2 separate regions of the Homo sapiens genome follow, and region 1 is linked to region 2. The links are chromatin loops, found by intact Hi-C in ENCODE. Cell type or tissue: endothelial cell of umbilical vein. All regions are shown on one strand. Each heading gives the region's core, and the rest is flanking DNA. Links, peaks and the distances in the headings are about the cores only. Region 1 has its middle 170 kb from the start of ICOS. Region 2 has its middle 200 kb from the start of INO80D-AS1.

What was found. Hi-C counts contacts between places; a loop is a spot of excess contacts. Peaks named below come from ENCODE experiments on the same cell type or tissue, not always from the same donor. Only the 100,000 strongest peaks of a DNase experiment are listed, where the experiment ranks them.
Region 1: it touches region 2 in a loop (13-fold over the local background); 3 of 110 quality-filtered maps call a loop at or near these places.

What each region holds. Positions count from the first base shown.
Region 1 is chr2:204,105,474-204,110,854 of GRCh38, forward strand. No RefSeq gene overlaps it. Among named protein-coding and RNA genes, the nearest start is that of ICOS, 170 kb to the left of the region's middle. In endothelial cell of umbilical vein, for the core only: a CTCF peak has its summit at 2,961 (motif pointing right); DNase peaks (open chromatin) are centred at 3,038, 3,898, 4,288 and 4,978; H3K27ac peaks cover 2,100 bases.
Region 2 is chr2:205,883,197-205,888,577 of GRCh38, forward strand. No RefSeq gene overlaps it. Among named protein-coding and RNA genes, the nearest start is that of INO80D-AS1, 200 kb to the right of the region's middle. RefSeq lists enhancers at 4,198-4,698, 4,699-5,199. In endothelial cell of umbilical vein, for the core only: a CTCF peak has its summit at 2,610 (motif pointing left); a DNase peak (open chromatin) is centred at 2,585.

The DNA of each region.
Region 1 (5,381 bases), core at 142-5,141, 1.8 Mb before region 2:
TTATAACTTAAAGTAAAATTTGCTATATGCCATTAAATGCCACAAAATGTGCAATCTTTATTCAACACATACGTGAGGAACACCTACCCTGGCCAGATTGTGGAGCCCAACAGTGAATTAGTCAGACATGTCCCTGCCCCGGAAAACTTACATTCTAGGGAGGAAAACAGATATTAATAAAATACTGAGCACATTTTGGTAAGTTAATATTCTCCCCAGTTGATAAGGAAACACGAGCTCAAAGAAGTTAAGGAACTTAGCAAAAATTCAAGCCCTGTATACAGCAAATCAGAGATTAGAATACAATTCTGCCTGACTCCCTAATTCATATTTCATCTACCACCATGTGGCTTCAGCAATAGAGGATTTATCTTCTGTAGGTTTAAATGCCTTCCCCATCTCTACCACCACGAAAGGGCCTGATTGCATTCTTTATACTGTGTGTGTAAACAATTTCTCACAGACTGGGAGCTGAGAAAATTAGGATTTATTTAATGTTTGGGAAATGTAAAGGTAAAGAGAAACCTTTGATTCATGTGATGTTTTGGTTTAGTTGCTCAAACCCTAAATTTAAAAAAAAACAACCACAAAAATCAGAGACTGGGGAGGAGCAAAGGTCTTAAAACATTCTTCAGGTATTTTTAGTTACAGCTCAGAAAGCCATAAAGAAAAAGTTATAAATAAAAGTGCTTGATCCTGCACAGTACTCATTTACTAGGAAGACGCTATATTATGCAAAAGCATACTTGAATGCTATTCAGTGAAACAGGTAGAAATAAGCTTTGACATATATCACAGCACATGGCTAAATCTGGTGTGGAAAAACCCCACAGCATTGCCATCACAATGAAATAAATTATTCTTTTTATTTTTTCAGTTTTCCTGATTTAAGCCTTATAGTTGTTTCTGTGAAGTTTTACAACTTTCTTCTGCAACCAACCCTTCTAAGGAAGTTGAGGATTTCTTCTCTCTGTTTTTCCCTCATCATCTTCTAATGATAATATAGAGATCAAAACTCAAGTGGTAAAAAGGAGGTAAGAAGAGAAAGTAGGAGATGAGTAGAATATGCGAGAATGAACTAATTAACTACATCAAAAGGGTGGGGCTGAAGACACTTTCATTCACCCAGTCTTCCAAAGCTATTTGTTTGTTTTTTGAAACAGAATCTTGTTCTGTTGCCCAGGCTGGAGTTCAGTGGCACGATCTCAGCTCACTATAACCTCCACCTCCCAGATTCAAGCGATTCTTGTGCCTTGGCCTCCCGAGTAGCTGGGATTACAGGCATGTACCACAACACCCCACTAATTTTTGTATTTTTAATAGAGACGGGATTTCACCAGGTTGGTCAGGTTGGTCTCGAACTCCTGACCTCAAATGATCCTCTCATCTCAGCCTCCCAAAGTGCTGGCATTACAGGCATGAGCCACTGCCCGGCCTCCAAAGCCATTTGTTTTGTTTTGTTTGTTTTGCTAAACAAAGAGTTTAGCAAAAAGGACCAGAATATAACAGCCAAATCTAAATTTTTTTTAAAAAATACTAGTAACAAATCAATAGCTCTTATTAGGAAAGTCGATAAATGTCAGCCAGGCTCACAGTGACTAGGACAGAGTTAATGAACTTACTGTCCATCCAAAGGGTCATCCAGAGCCTTACTGTCCTCACACTCAGCTCTATATGCGAGGTGCTTGACAGACAACATCTGGTTAGTTAAAATAAATAATTTTAATTTCTTATAGATTTAATCAGAGACTGGGTCTCGCTATGTTGCCCAGCTGTTCTCGAACTCCTGGCCTCAAGTGATCCTCTCATCTCAGCCTCCCAAAGTCCTGTCATTACAGAGACGAGCCACCGTACCTGGCTATTACTTAAATAGTAAATTCATTTGGCATTGCCATTTGGTGCTGATGACCCTCTTCAGAGTCTCCCCAGTATCTGCCAAGTTTCCAGACAAAGTCACAATCACAAGGGCATACTCTGAAGAGGCTGTTTATTCGGTACAGATCTTGTGTATTTTTAATCACAACAATTTTCCTTTTATAAAGAAATCTCATTTGACCTCTAAATAGGCCATCATACATTTTATATTTTCTCTGAATTTCTTCTTGGGTTGGGATCCGAATAGTTTTCATCAAGGGTGGATTGCAGTCTTCCTAGGTACATCTTTTTTTTTTTTTTTTTTTTTTTTCAGAAGAGGGTTTACTAATTTTATCAGGTTCTTAAAGAGGTCTGGGAACAAAATAAGGTTTAGGATTATTGGTTTTCCAGTCTCTAATTCTTACCTGTTACCTCTAAGTCCACTCACTATCTTGATCCTTAACTGCTTCCCCTCTTGGAAGCATCTTTGGTCCTTATAGGTTAGTACAGGTTTTTTTCTAGATTTCTGATCACCACCAATCAGAAAATATTTATAAATTATATGCTGAAAGATCTGCAGAATCTTGCAAGCTTTAAAGACTATAGAATGAAATACTCAAATGCTGTATTCTTTTCTCATGTCTGATGAAGATACCTGTGCCATGTATTTTTTAAAATCAAAGTTAAGCCTGCGCAGTTGGGTTCAGTTTAGCTACATGAATTGTTCTAACCCTCATGTTGAAGTCAAATGGTTTCTTCAATGCATTTTTTTTCTGATAAAGAATAAAATAGTGTATATTTTGTAATACCTAGAAAAGAAGTTTTAAAATGTTCTCAACACAAAGAAATGATAAAAATTTAAGGTTTAGATATCCTAAATGCCCTGATTTGATCATTACACATTGTATACATGTATGAAAGTATCACATGTACACCAAAAATATGTACAATTATTATTTATCAATTAAAAATATTTTTTAAGAAGGCAATGAGGTCTTCTTATTTTTCCTTGTAGCCTCAGTATTGACTATGACCACTGAGAAAGCCAAAATCCCCACTCATTCACGGAATGTGGGGGTGGGACCAACCCCCCGAGAATTTCCCTAATCTTCCTCCAGGTGTCAGCACAGGCCCACTCATCTTCCCTCCCACCCCACCCCCTCCTGTCCATTCATAAAGTGGAGGGTGATTTGTGGTCTGCCTCACTGTGATTGTAGAGGAAAACAGCCATCTTTGCTTGTCTCTGCACTAGATTTGTTTTTCTAATTTCTTTTTACTTGAAGGTTTACCAGCTGCTTTATTACCAGAGCGAGGCTTCCTTGCAGTCTCTTTTCTTTTTCCTCTCCCCCTCTGTTCCCCTCCTTTTTGTTCCTAGAGACAATCAGTGTCTCTGGTCCCAGCTGCCACTGCTGATTTTTCATTACAGTTTAATTTAAAACTGGGATTGGAATGGAAATGTCTTTTTGCCATTTGGGGTTTGTGAGGCCTGTGGTTTTATTGCCAAAGGCACAAATGTTAGTTACTACTGTTTTTCCAGAGTTTGCTGGGGAGGGTGAAGGGGTATAGGAGAGTAGGAGGGAAGAAAGACAGACTGACCTAGTGGAAGTGGGAGGGAAACTGGAGGGGGAAATCCCTCTTTCGGAAGGCAACTTTATTCTGCGAATTGTTTTGTTTGATGTTTTGAAGAATACGAGTTGGGTCACGAGGAGGGAGAAATGGCGTAGGATCTCCCCAAATGTGTATTTATGTAGGCTAAATATTTGTCAGCCCTGGAAATGAGATGGCTGAGGGAGGGACGATCACACAGACACAATTTGGAACTAGCACCAATGTAGAGAAAATGGTTTTCTTTTTAAGTAATAGTAACGTCTGTGGCTGATTCACTTGACCACAGCCGTAAATGGGAATACCCAAGGAAGGACTAAACGGTATCTAACCTCAGAGGAAACAAGCTCTACATGTTTCTATGCTCTCACCTAAAAGGAGACATCAGGCATCTATCTGCACTAGCTTCTGTGTTCTCTCTCCTTTTATATTTCTTGGACTCAAGTCCTAGGATTTATTTACAAGCCTCCCTCCAGTCGTATCCCAGTCCAGCTACACAATTAATGTTTCCTATAATCTCTTAGAAGGTTCTTAGTGAATGATTGTTTTGATCAGATTAAAACTAAACAGTCTGCTAAAATTGATGATGTTTTTACCTATCTAAGTGTAAAATTAAGAAGGAAGGACATTCTTATTTGAAAGTAATCATGCAGCAGGCGGTGGAGAGAAGCTGAGGCATTTGCACACCTTGATTTCAATATTTAGCACTGACATTGGAGGCAGTTGTTTCCTGGTTGGGGAGGAATCTACAGAAACCGGAATGTCTTATCTGTCTTGCTAAAAACAATTACTGTCTCTCCTCCCAGCAAGAATCCCGCTCCTCCTGGATACACCAGTTTTGGATGTCAAACCGAATGCTCCATTATCTCTACAGATCGCGCTGACTCTTCACACTGTGGAACATTTCAACCTCCTCTCCAACTGGCCTCAGGCGGCTGTCGGACTGGTGAACTTGTCTGGGGTAAACACATCTCCCTGTCACAGAGCAGCCCAAAGACTCAGCGTGCTTTGCGGGTGCTTAAGGCCTTGTGCTGCCAGTCTGCACATTTTGTGTGCTCTTGGTTAATCGGGACATTTTATCCAAAAGCACATTTCGGCCAGGCTTCCTCTCCTGCAGACTCACCCCCATCCACTCCTTCCCCACCTGTCTAGGGTGTTCTGTTTCCCTGCTGCAGGGCGGAGGGCAGCGGTCCAGGAGCCCCACAATCATCCCCAGTTTCCAAAACTGTTGTGGTTGCCTTTGCAGTTCACACGGACATTCTAGTGGTTGGAATTTGCTCACAGAAGACATTCTACTAATAACAGGGGAGATAGTTCTCATTTGTCTAGTTCAGAGTTCATAGCACACAAAGGGGGAAAGAAAATAATAATAATGGAAACCGTTTTAACCCCACCAGCTGCCCCGCCTCCATCACAACAACAGAAACAAGAACAACAACGACAACTCCCTCACCCTGTGCCCTGTGTGGTTAACTCCAACACAACCACAGCCCCCGTGCCGGAAGCTGTGTGTGGCTGAACGTCCCGATGTGATACTGAAATATGTGTAGAGGAAATGCCTCTTCTGACCCCTCAGTGAAGCTTGAAACTTGAAGGAGCTGATTGACATTTGAAGAAAGCAGCTATTTTTGTGTGTGTGCAATTTTCCCGGATGAAGAAAATTGTCCAGCTCTCCCTCTCCGTTGCTCAGCCCTCCCCCAGAGGCTACATCTCATACCAAGCAGTGGGCTCTAAGGGCAGGTCTGCTTGTGCTGTGAGGACACAGGTGACGTCTTTAAGGACCTTCTTTCCTGCTCCAGTATACCACATGTTGTGGTCAGCTCCCTGTAAGGCAGATATTGCAGCCACCTTTTCTTTCCAGGTTTACCAAAATAAATGCAGGGGGAACTATGGATGGAGCATTTTTTGCCCTGTTTGACAGG
Region 2 (5,381 bases), core at 272-5,271:
AGCCCTGAGGCCGGCACGATCTTCAAAGTTCTACAGAGAAGAGACCGGAGGCCTTTTTGTTATGTTAATAGCCTTTAGCTTAATGCTTTTTGCTGTACTCTTTGTTTTGGAGAAATAAATTAAAGGTGTTAAGCTGAGAAGGGTTATAATTGATTTCCTCTTTGTGCTTTTCTATATTTTCCAATTTTTCTAAAACAGATATGAATTACCACTGTGACTAGGTTACTATTTTTTTAAGAGAAGGGTGAGGTGACCGCCACAGCTATCTCATGGCATCATTTCAAGTGCCCTGCAAAGATCTCCCTTGACCCCCGAGGTGGCCTGAAATACTTTTCACTGAATATAGGGACCTTCATTTCAATGAGATAAAGTTTAAAATTCAAAATTCTGGACCAGAGATGGGAAAGGACATATCTCTATTTGCACACTGTGGTAAAAATGACTAATAATACTTTGCTGGGCTGTACCTTGGGAATGGGCTCTTTATTTAGGGGTTCATAGCTTCAGCCTCCTAACTCCTTTTTTTTTTTTTTACCCCCCCACCCCCCGAGACAGAGTCTGGCTCTGCCATCCAGGCTAGACTGCATTGGCACAATCACAGCTCACTGCAGCCTCAACCTCCCGGGCTCAAGCAATCCTACCACTTCAGCCTCCTAAGTAGCTGGGACTACAGGTGTGCGCCACCATGCCCAGCTAATTTTTGTATTTTTTGTAGAGATGAGGTTTTGCCATGTTGCCCAGGCTAGTCTTGAACTCCTGGGCTCAAGCAATTCACTCGCCTCAGCCTCCCAAAGTGCTAGGATTACAGCACAAGCCACCATGCCTGGCCCCTAACCCTAACACAACTCTGTAGGTCAGGGGTCCCCAAGCCCCAGGCCATGGACCAGTACATGGACCACTACTGGTCCATGGCCTGTTAGGAACCAGGCTGCACAGCAGGAGGTAAGCAGCAGGTGAATGAGCAAAGCTTCATCTGTTTTTACAGCTGCTCCCCGTGGCTCCCATTACTGCCTCAGCTCCGCCTCCTGTGAGATCAGCGGCAGCATTAGATTCTCATAGGAGCATGAACCCTATTGGGAACTGTGTACCCAAGGAATCTAGGTTGCATGTTCCTTATGAGAATCTAATGCTTAGTGATCTGTCACTGTCTCCCATCACCCCCAGATGGGATTGTCTAGTTGCAGGAAAACTCAGGGCTCCCACTGATTCTACATTATGGTGAGTTATATAATTATTTCATTATATATTACAATGTAATAATAATAGAAATAAAGTGCAAAATAAATGTAATGGGCTTGAATAGTCCCGTAACCATCCCCACACCCTGGTGGGCCCATGGAAAACTGTCTTCTGCAAAACCAGTCCCTGGTGCCAAAAAGGTTGAGGACCACTGCTCTAGATCATGTGGGTTGATTTTGCTCTTCCTTATCACTAAAGAAAAATGAGTACCCAGCCATTGGTCATGTGTGGGCGAGAATGGTGCCTTACAATTAAACCAAAGAGCGCTGTGCATGGCGCTGCTCTCCCTTAGCTCCAGTAGAGGCGTGGGGTCAGCTTGCTCAGCTCCCTGAGTCTGGGTTCCCCCTGTCCCTTGGTCTCAGAAAGGTACTGAAGCCCCGCATTCAGCTGGATGAGGAACCTCTTGGACCTTACTGTTCCGCAGAAGTGACCCTAAAGCCGGACTCACTGCCCAGGTCCACTTGAATGGTCTCATGGGTTGCTACTGAAATGGCCCAAGGTTTGAAGCCACTAAGAGCGGGCATCAAATCCTAGCTACCCTCCTCATCTGGGTCACCTTGGCCTCGCTCTTCACACTCTCTGACCTCAGCTCCCTCACTGGTAGTGGAGGACATGGGTCAATACACTGTCACTATTATTGAAAGCTCAATACATTGTGACTATTATTCATGAATTCTTTAGCTGCCTTATTTCCACTTCCGGATGCAGACTTGTTTACAGCCCTGAATATAAAGGAATCAAAGACCAAGAACCTGATGACAATTAGGTTATATTTGTTACAGTTCTGATCATTTTTCTCTTCGGGTCCACTGATCCACAAAAAATACGTATATAAATAACAGGCAACCAGGTGCCTTATGCAAGGGGGAAAAAATCTTAAATAATCTTGTTTTTGTGGGTTTCTATTTTCCAGAAAAAAATTAATAAATACAAAAGGATTAATTTTTCTGCTTTAACATTTTTTAAGTGCACCAAAAACTTTGTTAAATACACAAGTAAATATATGTCACTTTAAAAAAAATTATAGCCAGTGCAGGATAAGAGAGGGAAAATCCATTGGAAAAGAGGGCGCCGCGGGACAACCCTAGGATAGGAGATGGAGCCATGGATGGGCCCAGAGCTGACTGTGGCATCCGAAAGATACGCAAGGAAAAGCAGTGAGGGGGCTGTAAGGAAGAGGTGGTGAGGGAGTCCCTGAGGGAAAGGAGAGGCTCTGCAAGGAAGGAGAATGACGGGGAAGGCAAACGTCTCCTCCTCCCTCCCACACCCTCTGCCGGTTTTCCCGCTCTGCCTCCTGGCGCCCTTTTCCGCCCAGAAAGCAGGAGCCCGCCTAGTCCTTCATGGCGGGAGAACAGCGCCCTCGTGTGGACTGCCGGGTTCTTGGTGCTAGAGGCAGTTTGGGTCCGTTGCCTTTTCACTACTCCGGACACACATTGTTTTTCAGCAAATGAGAAAGCCGCATAAGCAGCATCCCAGGCAGTTTCTTTGCAGAAAACTTGGTAAGGATCAAACAGAAATAAGCCAAGTGCAGCGATTTCCCTCACCCACATCATTCACCTCCGGCAAGTATCTGACTCTATTTCTCTTTCCAATGCCCAACTTCGGGGGTGCTCATCCCAACAGGCAGTAGCTCCTGTAGTAGCCCAACCGTGCATCCCTGAGAGGCGTAAGGGCAGGGAGCTGGCAGAGCCATGGGGACATACGTGGGGACAGTCTGGAAGGCGACGTGATTGGCCTAGGATGCGAAGGGTCCATACTGACGTAGAGAGGGGCTGGGCAACCTCTGGATGCACCAGAAAATGCTGTGCTCTCCCAGGGCAGTGGGGGATTCACACATAGGATTCCTCCATGGCTCTGGTGTTGCTGGAAATACTTCTAGAAACGCCCATTCAGGAAATGGAGGGGTGCACAAAGATTTCTTTACAAAGGTGTCGTTTGCAGCTTTATTTGTAAATCTGCCATTTTGGAAGCGGCCTAACAGCAAATAGGAGGGGCCTGATCAGATACACAGCGCTGCTCCCATCAGTGGAATGCCGTGGAGACATTAAGAATGATGTGGCAGGCTAGGTACCATGGAGAAATCCCATCTCTACAAATAATACATATATATATATATATATATATATATATATATATATATATATATATATATATAAAATGTATATATATAGCCGGGTGTGGTGGCGCACACCTGTAGTCCCAGCGACTTGGAAGGCTGAGGTGGGAGGATCGCTCGAGCCCAGGAGGTAGGGGCTGCTGTGAGCCGAGATTACGCCACAGCTCTCCAGCCTGGGGACAGAGTGAGACCCTGTCTCAAAAAAAAAAAAAAAAAAAAAAACCCACAAGATACCGCATCCAGCCATTCACTTCCAACCTGTGCACTGCTCTGCGGTCATATGCTTTCCTTCTATTAAAAATAATAATACTAATACATTTAAAAAATAATGCAACAGTCTATTTAATGGCAAATGGGCACATATGCTCAATGTCATGTTAAATGTTAAAAATACAAATCTGAACATGGCATTATGGTGTAGATTTGTCTTTCTTAACCCCACTTTTAGTTTGTTCTATCATTTTTTATGTGCCTTTGTAATCCATGCTGAATCCTTTAGAATAAAATGGAGATTTAATAAATAAGGAAAATTATATGTACACTAGATCCACCTTCCAAAATGTATTTATGCACTTAGAGAGGAGGACAGAGAGAGAGAGGCACAAGATAAGTGAAAAGTACAATCCTGAAACATTGTGACAATCCTTACCTCTAGCTAAGGATGGTTGGTCATTTTTATTTACATATTTTATATTTGTTTTCATTTTCTACACTGAATAGGGTTTACTTCTTAAATCAGAAGAACAGTCCATTTTTTTCAAGAAGCAGAATTGTGGCCTAGCCCACCTGCCTGCCATTCCTACCCATGTCTTAGGCAGGTGAGCCAGGCAGACTCTCTCGAAGCGAATCAGAAACATCTTGGGAGGTTCAGCTGAAGGAACAAAGGACTCCTCGCATCCAGGATCTTCCAATGCCAGCATTTGAGCGATGCCCTAAAGAACCAGCCTTGTCCCACACAGGAGGTACCATGTGAAGCTGTTATTGATTGTTTACAGGTTAGTATAAAAGGATTTATCGGTGTCATGTAATAGTTTTGAATAGGGCTTGGAGTCCGGGCTCAGAACTTAAATTCTCACTCTGTTGTTCACTAATGTTTGATTTGGAGTGATGACTTATTCTCCTCATCTGAAAAGTGGAGATGTAATCCTTATACCTCTCAAGATTGCTGAGAAATTAAATGTGGTAGTCAGGCTGCACCATATGAAGTTGGTGGTTTTGTGGGTGTGAAGTGGGTGATCCCCGGCCATTTCTGGTTCAATCCGTGTACATTGGGAGCTCAGCACGGTGCTGGCAGGTGGTCAGCGCTTGCTCAGCCTCCGCACGGTTCCACCCCCATTCCACAGATCAGGCTGTACAGGGCCGAACGTGGGAAAAACAGGGCTGCAGGAAGGCATGCAGGGCCTGGGAGGGAGTTGTGGGGAGGAAGGAGGGAAGAAGCCTCAGAACGCCAGAGGCTCTCAAAATGCAGCGTGGCCAAAGCTGATGCAGCGTCAGCCTCCCTCTTGCCATTTTAAAGATACTCCACCCCCAAACAAACACACACACCCCTCACCCTTCTGACCTCATTAAATTTACTTCTACATGGCATAACTTTCTTCCCCAGTCTGAGCCCTCTGGGATCCACCTTGTGACCTCAGAGGGCTAACGTCACAATGGGGACCCTGAACCCTCACTCCAGCTTCTCCCCTGGGCACAGGTTTGCTGGCAGGTGCCAAGGTGGTAGGATATGCTTCCTCCCAACCTGGGGAAGGTGCAGAGGCTGTGACTGAAGCAGCCTGGCATGGTGCTCCCCTTGGTCCTAATTAACTCAGTTATCATAAGTTCCATTGCATCCAGGACTGAGATACCCAAGTCCAAGGAATGGGGAACCATTAGAGACACACTGGCGGCGGGGGTGCAGGAAAAGAGAAAGCCACCACTAGTCAACCTGGTGGGACTTCCAAGGAAGGTAATTCAAGGTTAGGCATTTTCTTGGGATATCAGAGTCTGAATCAACTTTCATCTGAAATGAAAGGTCCTGCCCTGC